Regions from separate parts of the Homo sapiens genome. Here region 2 is linked to region 1. The links are chromatin contacts, found by POLR2A ChIA-PET in ENCODE. All regions are on one chromosome and are shown on one strand. The core of a region is the stretch at or near the end of the contact, and the rest is flanking DNA. Distances in the headings are between cores, read along the strand shown.

Region 1 (5,592 bases), core at 2,268-4,767:
CGTCCTCAGCCAGAAAAGAAGGACTGGGCCTGTGCTGGACCAGGACGGAGATGACTCAGGCTCAGGTCTGCCCTCCAGGGGCTCACAGACAGAAAATGAATCATTACCAAGATGGGGGACCTGGCTCAAGAGGGAGTGTCGGGGCATCCCTGGTTAGGACACCCATGGGAGTCCAAGTGCGAACCAGGAAGGACCCAGGGGGCTCTAGCCAGCAGGGCCGGGTGCTCCCTGCCACCTCCTATCCCCATGCTGGTGTGGGGGCTGCTAGGCTTTGAACCTGTGGGAATGGTTGCAGCCACAAATGCCAGCCAGGACTGGGCAGAGGCTGGCACCCCAGCCTGGGGCTTCCCCCTGTCCTAGGAGCTCTCTCCACCTTGCCCTCCCCTGCTGCCCTGAATCCAGGGTTGGGTCACAGCCAGATGAGGGTCACTGAGGTCCCTCCAAATCCTCAGGCTGCTCTCAGCCCTTTGCTGTGTGCAGGAAGTCTGGGAGATGGGACTCCAGCCTCCTGGCTGCTGGCCCCTTGGGCTTCGAGGGCTGCCTAGAGGAAGAGTCTGGTGCTAGGGACAGGGGCAGGAGGAGGCTGGGTCCAGCAGGCAGAGCACTGGGGGCTGTGGAGAAGGCCCTGGTCGGGAGGGGGAAGACCTGGGCTCTAGATCAGTGCTGCCACTGCCGGGCCATGTGCCCCCAGGTAAGCCTCTGGGTTCTGGACTCAGTTTTCCCATCTGCAAAATGAAGCCTTTCCAACTCTTACACGTTGTGGGTTCTTTTAATTAATTTATTTAATTACATATATATATATATATTTATATATATTTTGAGACGGAGTCTCGCTCTGTTGTCCCCGAGCTGGAGTGCAATGGCGCGATCTCGGTTCACTGCAACCTCCACCTCCTGAGTTCAAGCGATTCTCCTGCCTCAGCTTCCCGAGTAGCTGGGATTACAGGCGCCTGCCACTATGCCCGGGTAATTTTTTTTGTATTTTCGGTAGACATGGGGTTTCACCATGTTGGCCAGGCTGGTCTTGAATTCCTGACCTCAGGTGATCCACCCACCTTGGCCTCCCAGAGAGCTGGGATTACAGGTGTGGGCCATTACGCCCGGCCCATTGTGGGTTCTTTAAATGAAGAGGACTCTCCTGCTCCAGGGAACTCAGAGCCCCCAGACGGGAGGAGCCTGGACAAATCCAGCCCATTTTCCTGGTGATAAGCATGCCCTCCCCCCATTTCTGGCCAGCCCCAGCATGTCCCTCAAAGCATTCACATCTTATCAACTGGAAGAGGCCCATTTCCACGTCATAACTCCTCTGAAGTTGGGATGGTCTCACCATCAAGGACATCTCAGAGCTGGTGGTGAGGCATCAGCCCTCCAGCCCCCGCCCATCAGGTGCCTTCCCCTGGGCCTGGGCCACCTGTCCCTGTGTGGTGCTCTTCCCCGGGTGCCCTCATTGTTGGGTTCCCATGGGCAGCATCTAGGGGCCCAGAAACATGTTTCCCCCAACTTAAAAAAATGTATGACTGGTCAAAGGAGGTGACACCAGCTCCGCAAGCTACTAAACAAAAGTGGCTCAATGCCACTGCAGCAGAAAGCACATGGGCCAAGGGTGGGAGACAGGCAGACAGATATCATCCTGATAAGAACTACAGTGTGATAAGAACTGGGGTAGGCCCGACCGTCCTGCTTGTGCTCAGATGCTCCAGCACCTATACAACCCCAGGGGCTTAGAGGATGCTGGGAAGAAAAGGAGGAAGAATGCCAGTTGCGGTGGCTCAGGCCAGTAATCCTAGCACTTTGGGAGGCCGAGGCGGGCAGATCGCTTGAGGCCAGGAGTTCGAGACCAGCCTGACCAACATGGCAAAACTCCATCTCTACTAAAAATAAAAAAATTGGCTGGGTGTGGTGGCTCACACCTGTAATCCCAGCATTTTGGGAGGCCAAGGTGGGCGGATCACCAGGTCAAATGATCGAGACCATTCTGGCCAACATGGCGAAACCCTGTCTCTACTAAAAATATACAAAAATTAGCTGGGCACGGTGGCACGCGCCTGTAGTCCCAGCTACTCGGGAGGCTGAGGCGGGAGAATCGCTTGAACCTGGGAGGCAGAGGTTACAGTGAGCCGAGATTGTGCCACTGCACTCTAACCTGGCGACAGAGCGAGACTCCGTCTCAAAAATAAAATAAAATAAAATAATTTTAAAAATTAGCTAGGCGTGGTGGTGGGCGCCTGTAATCCCAGCTACTTAGGAGGCTGAGGCAAGAGAATCGCTTGAACCCAGGAGGCGGAGGTTGCAGTGAGCTGAGATTGTGCCAATATCACTCCAGCCTGGGTGACAGAGTGAGACTCTTCTCAAAAAAAATAAAAATAAAAAAAAAGAAGAGATGCTGGAAGCAACTCCATGGACTCCCAGGACAACAGGGCTGAGAGGCGGCAGAGCAGGGGCCGCCTGGTGCCCGTGGAGTCTGCCTGGGCAGTCAGTGAGCATGTCAGGAAGGATTAACGGTGGGCATGCCTACAGCGCCAAGGACATGCCAGCTACCGCACGGGAGCTGCCTGTCAGCCTCCCCTGGGCTCCACTTCACCACTGCCCTACAGTCCCTCTACCCCATGGGGTTGTTGTGAGGAAACTGAGGCTCAGAGAAGCTAAGCAGGTTACAAAAGGGCACGGGGCTCAGAGGAGAGCAGAGACGCGGGCCCAGCAGCTGAGGCTACAGCTGGCGTGCTCCCACCCTCCAAGGCAGAGCCCATGGCATGTGCTTTCCAGCGGCAAGAGCTGGAAGGGAGACAATGTTTCCCAGGAGCGACATGTGCCAACTCTCCGTGAGTCCTTCCTGTGCACAGGCCGGGGCTGAGTGCTTGAGGTCTATTAACTCTCTGTCACAGTGACCCTGTGTGGTGGGCACTGTCACTCACCTGTGATGTAGTGAGGGACACAGGCACAGCAGGGTTAGGGGACTTACCCAAGGGCACACAGCTATAAGAGGCAAAGCCATAATTTGAACCTCGGCAGTCTGGCTTCCAAGCTCTCAGGCCCTCAGCGGAATTGTGTGGCCAAGTGCTGTCTTAGGATCTTGTGTGCACCCAGGTCGCCTCACTCAGTCCTTGTGACACCTCTCCCCGGTGGATGCCATTCCTCCGGCTTTACAGATAACATCACTGAGGCCTTCATTCCCAATGGCTGGGGCGGAAGAACTCTGCCCTGGACCCCAGGCCCCGCTGGGACACCCCTCGGAGGCCGGGTTAGGCGCACAGCCTGGGCCGCTCCGGCACGGACCTGTACACCCGGGCGCGCGAGCGGAACCGGGCGAGGCGGAGGCGCGGGGCACTCACCTCGGGGAAGGCCCCATCGGCGAAGACCATCAGCAGCGACGTCTTCCCGCAGCCGCCGTCGCCCACCAGGACCACCTTGACGGACCGCACGCCTGGTGGCGCCTCCTCACCCGCGGCCTGGGCCGCCGTCATCCCGGGGCCGGGCGCTGAGCGGGCGGGCGGGCGGCTGCGGCGCAGAGACCCAGACTGCGCGGGGCAGGCCCGGCGGGGCAGGAATGTGGAAGGGGCGGGGCGGCGGGAGGAAGTGCGAGCCGGGCGCCCCGAGAGCCAGGTGAGAGGCCCGGGCGGCTGGGCTGGGGCCCTTCCTCTCCAGGCCGTCTAGGTCCCTGAAGAAACGCTGCCCGAGCACCTACTGTGAGCTGGCCGCGCTGGGGCCACGGGAGGTCGGAAGGGAGAAGACAAACAGCGGGACCATGACAGTGGGGGCGGGGGTGTGCTCAGGGGCTGGGTCCCAGATCCCAGGCAGGAGCCAGTGACCTTTAGTGAATGAATGAATGAATGAATGAATGGTGCATTTCCCCAGGGGTCTCAGGACGCAGCACAACACAGGCGTTTCATGCCAGGTGGGAAGGGGATGACCCCCTTCACTGGCCCCACCAGGCCTGGCCTGCCCCCTCCCGCAGCACCAGGAAGCTCTGCTGCAGGTGGGCAGCCACCTGACACCGTGGCTGGCCACGATCTAGGGAAAGCGATAGAACCTTCCCTCTGTAAAGTGTGAGTGTTTCTTATTATTGCACCATGAGATGTCCCCCTGGTGCCCAAGGGCCCGGGGACCCTGAACTGTTTAAGACAAAATCCAGGCCCTGCCTTGAGAAGCCCACGGCTTAGAATGGTAGACACGCAGGACATCAGTGTGATCAGAACTACAACGGGAGTAGGGACAGGCAGCGGGACGGGAGTAGGGGAAAAGAGCTCCTCGCCCACGTTGAGGGAGTCAGGAAACCTTTCAGAGTCTTGAGGAAAAAGTGAAACACAGTCAGATGGGGGAGGGAAAAGGTGTTCCACCGGAGACAGCGGCACGTGCGAAGCTGCGGAGGCCGGAGCGGAATGCTGCCCCCCCACCCCGCCCCCGCAGAGGGTGAGGCTCGCTTGCACAGTGGTGCAGCATGAGGAGCTGGTGCTTGCTCAGTGGAGCACGTTGGATGCCAGCAGTAAATCCAGCATTGAACTGGGAACTCATTGTCACCTGATCTCTCCACTTCTCCTAATGGCCAGAGTTGAAATCTTTTAAAAATGGGCACAAGGGTCTTCCCAGATCTTGGACTGAGTGTTTCTATTGAAGCTTAAAAGAACAAGGGGCAGACGTCATTAGGTTCCCCCTAATTTATGCTGGTCATGACATCCCCCCTCATGGAGTTCCAAGTCAGGCAGGTGAAAAAGCACCTTCAACCTCCTTTAAACTCACTGTGGTCTAAAGAGGCAGCCAGGGCAGGAGTCACTAGGTGGAGAGGCAGAGCCCAGCTCCTTGACTCCTCTGCCCGGCTCCCGCTCCGGGCTGTGGTCTGCAGGCTGGATGGAGCCCCACTTGGAGGGAAGGATCCTCCCCAGCACAGCTCTGCCTTTCCAGGTGCCCCTTCCTCCCCGAAACTGCCACAGGGCTCGGCAGTGACTTGACACTGGGCTGGGCAGGTAGCTCCAGAGCAGGGCTCCCCGCCCCAAGGAGTGGTGAGAGGGGCCCCACCCCCTCGGATCAGCTGTCAGCATCTTCCTCCCAACTGCTGCTGTCGTCAGGCCTTGGGTGGCAAGGCTGGAAGGCAGGTGGGGCCAGACTGGGGGTGGAGGGAGCTGAGAGTCAGGCAGAGGCGTTTGGCCTTGGTTGCTATAGGGATAATCTCTGTAATGACACACTTGATGTTTGTCATGCTATACAGTTTCACTGAACATTTCCTAATAATAACAACACCCATTAGTGGATTGCAAGCCACGTGTAGGCACTGTTCCCTAGGAGGTAGGGACTCTTAGCTCCATTTCACAGATGAGGAGCCTGAGGCCCAGAGAGGCTAAGTTGTTGACTAACATCCACAGCTAGTAAGAGGCTGAACTAGAATTTGGATCCAGGCGTGACCCCAAAGCCAGGTGGTCTCCCTCCATCACGCCTCATCTGCACAATTGCAATTTCATTTAGCTCTCAGACCACGAGGTAGACCAAGCAGATGACCTGCTTCCTCCCATTTTACAGATTTGGGAACTGAGCCTCAGAGAGAGGCAGAGGGGTGTCTTAGACCAGCAGGACACAGCAAGGATTCAATCTCCTGACGTCAAG
Region 2 (4,986 bases), core at 2,282-4,781, 350 kb before region 1:
TGGCCCCTGGGGACAGTGGCCTCTCTGGCCCCAGGCCTCCACAGCCACCCCTGTGAGTCCTCCTCCTGCACAGAGCAGCCAGAAGGAGCTTAAATGCAGCCATCGCCCCTGCACTCCCCTGACACTCCCTGTCACATCCCTTGTTTTATTTTCTTCATGACACTTCTGACAATCTATAAATATCTTGTGAATTTGGTTACTGTCGCCACCCATCCCCACCCCCGCCAGAATTGAAGGTCTCGATCACTTGATTCCCAGCTGCAGATCCACGTCTGGAGCCAGTGAGCACCCAGCAGGTGCCTGCGGGCTCTGGGGAGGAACGCCTCCTACTGTCCCTGAGAAGCTCAGGCCTCCATGTGCTGTGATCACCCTGCTCCTGCCCCATCTGCCTCCTCTGGAAGCCTCCCTGGCCCAGCTCTGCACCAGGCGGTGCCTGGGTGATGGGTGATGGGTGATGTAGCGCCAGGCACCAGGCCATCACCTTCGGCACACCCAGTCCTGTGATTTGAGGCTCAAAAAGGGAACCCTGGAGCTGGTGAGCTACCTCCCCACCCACACCCCAAGGCTCCTGCCCCAGCCACTGGCTGCCCCACTCACCCTCACTGAGGAAGGCATCCCAGACACGCAGCACTGTGGGGAAGGGCAGGGAGCGGGCGAAGAGGCACAGGAACCACTCGGGCAGGTACAGCAGGGGTCCGACGCCCACCTGCTGCAGGTGCTTGTGCACGTGCGGAAGCAGCCGCCGCAGCAGGGCCATGAACACCTCGGCGTCCAGCCGCACAGCCTCCTGTGGCCACGTCCATCAGCAGGCCAGCACCGCCACCCCCAGAGCCCAGGCTCAACCTCCCTCAGTCCCCAGACCCCCACCCACTCACCGGGCCCCTGCCCCTCCTTCCTCCAGCCCCCATGTCAGCCTCTCACCATGTGGGGCCCGTAGTACCCAGGGAGGTAGACCTCACAGATCTGCACCAGGCACCAGAAGGCCTCCTGGGGAAGGGGCAGGGCACAGGCCTGTAAGTGCTCACCAAGGAAGGGACCGTGGAGGAGAAGGCAGGACAGGGGAAAGGAGTGAAGGGGAGGGCCTGGGCACCACAGGGGCCTGCACTCAGGGCCACTCCTAACCTGCGCAGTTCCTGGAAGCCCTTCCCAAAAGCCCCCTCCTCTGCCCAAGACAGGGTCTGCTGAGGGGTTTAGGGTGTTGGAAATCACAGGGCTCATGGTGTTAGATTTGAAGGTCACAGGGTTGGGGTTCACTGGCCAAGGGTTGGGAGTGTCCCAAAGTTCAAGTCCTGGGTTTCTGGGTCTTTGGGGTTGGGGTCGCAGTCCCCAAGTTCAGAATCAGGAGTCGTGGGGTCAAGGTGATAACATCCAGATTCCTAGATGACTGGGGTCAAGGCTGGGGTCAAGGGTCCCAGGTTCCTGGAGTCAAGGTCATTAGGCTTGAAGGTCACTGAGGCTGGCAGTCATGAGGACCTGGGTCACTAGGACAGGGTCCAGGAATCAAGGATTGCAGGTTTCTGAGGCCACAGTTCCTGGGGATGGGGTTCCCTGGGCCTAGGTCACTAGGGTTCCCAGAGCAGGGTCAAGGTCACTCACCTCTGGGGGCAGGTGCATGAGCAGCACAGCAGCCACGGGCCCCTGGGCCTGGCAGTAGCCCTGCTCCGGTCGATACAGGGTGTAGGCCTTGAGCACCTGCAGGAGCCCCTGCTGCCTGTGCCGGAAGACCCCATAAGGGGCCAGTCCTGCAGGCACCCCCTTCTCCACCCTCTGGGGGCCTCTGCCCAGGCCTCAGCCTCCCTGGGCCTTCCTGGGTCCCCTGAGATGCAAGACTGTAGAGCTGGGCTAGGGAAAGTGGGCTGGAGCACCTGGGGCTTGTGGGGCTGGGGGTCCCTGGGCATCACCGGCCTCGTACCCGTGGCCCTGAGGCGACACAAACATCTCGTGCAGAGGGAATTGACGGTGCAGGTCCCTGCCAATGGTCTCCATCCACTGTGGGTCTCCAGGGGCCTCTGCCAGCTCCTGTGGGTAGCCAGGAAGGTGGGTGTGAGGGTTCAGTGTGGTGAGGGGCTCTGGGTAGGGGAATTGGGGCCCCTGCCCACTCCCTCACCTGATAGGTGCCAGGGCTGTTCTTCTGGCACACATGGGCCCCACACAACAGGGGCCAGCATCGGGCGCGCAGGGCAGACGGGATGCCTTTCCGGCACTGCATCTTTACCTGTGGGTGAGGCCAAGGGCTCCACTAGGCAGCCTCCATAGCTCCTGCTGGCAGGCCCCAGGCACAGCTCATCAGCAGGCAGGGGCCCACTTTGGGTGGCAGGGAGCAAAGGCCGGAGGTGCTGGGACACAGGGTGGGTACATTTTGCCAAGATGTGGGCTGAGGCAGAGAGGAATGAGCCATGGAAGCCAAGTGGGGCCCCTGCCCCCCTCACCTTCTTGTACCGCCGGGACATGGTTTTCTCCCAGTGCGAGGTCATCTCCACCCACTTCATCTCCCGTTGGCGGATGAGGTCTGCAGGTGGGTGGCCCGGCCTGGGGGTGCATGGCACAGGTATCCAGACGCTGGGCAGCTGTTACCCAAGGCCCACACTGCCACCCTCCAGGCTACCCAGGTGAACCCAGCTCCTGGCCCTAGGGATCTCTGGGAGCCCTGTGGGGTGACCTGTGACCCAGGAGCTGCCAATGCTTGTCACGGGGACAGGAAAGGATGTGGCTCCGACGTGGGCAGAAGCAGGAGACTGAAGGGGTGAGTGGGTGTGTATTGGGGGAGGGACTGGTTGGCTGTCACCCAGGACAGGGACACAGACAATTCATAGGGGAAGCTGGCTGGAGAGAGCCCTGGACTGGAAGCCCAGAGTCCTGAGTTTGAGTCTGGGTCTGTGTCTGATCTGTGTGACCTGGGGCAAGTTTCTGTCTATATCTGGACTTGTGTTTCTGTCTGTAGCTTGGGGAAAGGGGGAAGGAGGAGGTATGGGTTCTGTGATTTGGATCTGGGATTCCTGAGCCAGAGGTTCAAAGGGGAAGGATGTTCTGCCCCAGTAGTGGGTGCAAACCCTCGGAGGCTGGGGGTAAGAGACGTACAGAGGCCTCCCCGGACCCTTCCCACCTTAGGGTTCCACCTGGCACCTGCAGAGGGGTGCTACTGGCTGAGTCCCCCTCCCAATCCCTACCACCAGACCCTCCCGGCCTCCCTCCAGAATTCAGCCCTCAGCCCCCTGTCCTCTGTCCCAGCATTCCGCCAGCCCTCACCCTGCCCCCTTACCCTGGCTCTGCTGAGCTGCCCCCAATGAATCCATAGCGGTCGGCCTGGCGATATGGGCCAGGCCCGCTGAGCTCTGAGTCGGACCCCAAGGAGCTGGAGTCATCCTGCAGCTCGGGAGGCTGCACCAGGTCCTCCCCCAGGGCCTGGGCCATGGTGCCCGGGGCCTTCGATGCCACAGGCAGAGAAAGTGGGGAGAACCAGTGTGAGGGGCCACTCCCGGCCAGCCTGGGGCCTGGCTGCGGGGTCAGAGGGGGGAGGTTTCAGGGTATCTCACCAAGCCCCCTATGTCTCCTCTTTTATGGGGGCAGGGGCTAGGCCCTGCCCTGACAGAAAAGCCAGGCCTCTGTCCGGAGACCCAGCCCCAAGCCCTGCCCCTGTCCCCACCAGCCCAGCTCACCTCCCGCAGCACCTCACCTCCTCCTCTCACTTCCTCCTCCTCCTCACACAGCTTTGGCAACCGCTGGGGGCCCCTCCCAAGGGTGGGGGGTGTCACCCCTTCCTCTCTGAGGCTCTTCCTGCCTGCCCCAGTGCCCCTGAGCTGTGGGCTCCTCCCACCTTCCCCATGGCCCCAGTGACTGCAGGCTTGAGTTCCTGTGCTGGTGTGGAGGGCCCAGGACTGTTAGACGCAGGGGCCGGGCCACCTCCAGTTCTTTTGTTTGTTTCTTTTGAGACAGAGTCTCGCTCTGTTGCCCAGGCTGGAGTGCAGTGGCGCGGTCTCAGCTCACTGCAACCTCCACCTCCCGGATTCAAGTGATTCTCCTGCCTCAGCCCCCCAAGTAGCAGGGACTACAGACAAGCACCACCATGCCCGGCTAATTTTTGTATTTTTAGTAGAGACAGGGTTTTTGCCACATTGGTCAAACTCTTGACCTCAGGTGATCCATCCACCTCAGCCTCCCAAAGTGCTGGGATTGCAGGCATGAGCCACTGCGCCTGGACTTCATGTTTGTTTCTTGAGACAGGGTCTTGCTCTGTCACCCAGGCTGGAGTGTAATGGCACGATCTGGGCTCACTGCAACCTCCACCTCCTGGTCTCAAGAGATCCTCCTGCGTCAGCCTCCACAGTAGCTGGGACTGCAGGCGCGCACCACCATGCCCAGCTAATTTTTGTATTTTTTGTTGAGACAGGGTTTCGCTGTGTTGCCCAGGCTGGACGCAAGAGACCATCCCGCCTTAGCCTCCCAAAGTGCTGGAATTACAGGCCTGAGCCACCACGGCAGGCCCACTTCCAGTTCTGAGGTTACTGGCATGTAAAGCACCAACTCAGGGTTCCAACAAGAATTAAGGTTCATTTATCGTCTGCTCTTCTTTTTTTTTTTTTTTTTTTTGAGACAGTCTCGCACTGTCGCCTGGGCTCCACTTCCCAGGTTCAAGCGATTCTCCTGCCTCAGCCTCCCAAGTAGCTGGGATTACAGGAGGCTCCCATCATGCCCAGCTAACTTTTTGTATTTTTAGAGAGATGGGGTTTCACCATGTTGGCCAGGCTGGTCTCGAACTCCTGACCTCAAATGATCCGCCCGCCTAGGCCTCCCAAAGTCCTGGGATTACAGGCGTGAGCCACTGTGCCCAGCCACGTCTGCTCATAAAGTAATTATTTTTATGTGCACACCCTGCAATATTACTGTGCTACTCAAAAGCTAATTATGGGGCCAGGCTTGTTGGCTCACGCCTGTAATCCTAGCACTTTGGGAGGTCAAGGGGGGTGGATCACTTGAGGTTAGGAGTTC

The links. ChIA-PET counts read pairs that join two places held with the same protein, here RNA polymerase II (POLR2A).
Region 2: POLR2A ChIA-PET joins it to region 1 with 12 read pairs in BJ. The contact joins the promoter of TBC1D10C here to the promoter of RHOD in region 1. POLR2A ChIA-PET finds 5 or more read pairs at or near these places in 3 of 52 experiments (A673, BJ and Caco-2).

Annotation. Positions count from the first base shown.
Region 1 is chr11:67,054,772-67,060,363 of GRCh38, reverse strand. It overlaps RHOD (ras homolog family member D), which reads right to left and starts at 3,517. Exons shown (of 5, transcript NM_014578.4): 1 at 3,330-3,517. The coding sequence starts at 3,461. RefSeq lists silencers at 3,379-3,448, 3,459-3,618.
Region 2 is chr11:67,402,628-67,407,613 of GRCh38, reverse strand. TBC1D10C (TBC1 domain family member 10C) reads right to left here and starts at 3,531. Exons shown (of 9, transcript NM_001369496.1): 1 at 3,260-3,531; 2 at 2,430-2,529; 3 at 2,108-2,215; 4 at 1,913-2,019; 5 at 1,597-1,711; 6 at 922-987; 7 at 598-787. The coding sequence starts at 3,411. RefSeq lists an enhancer at 2,384-2,553.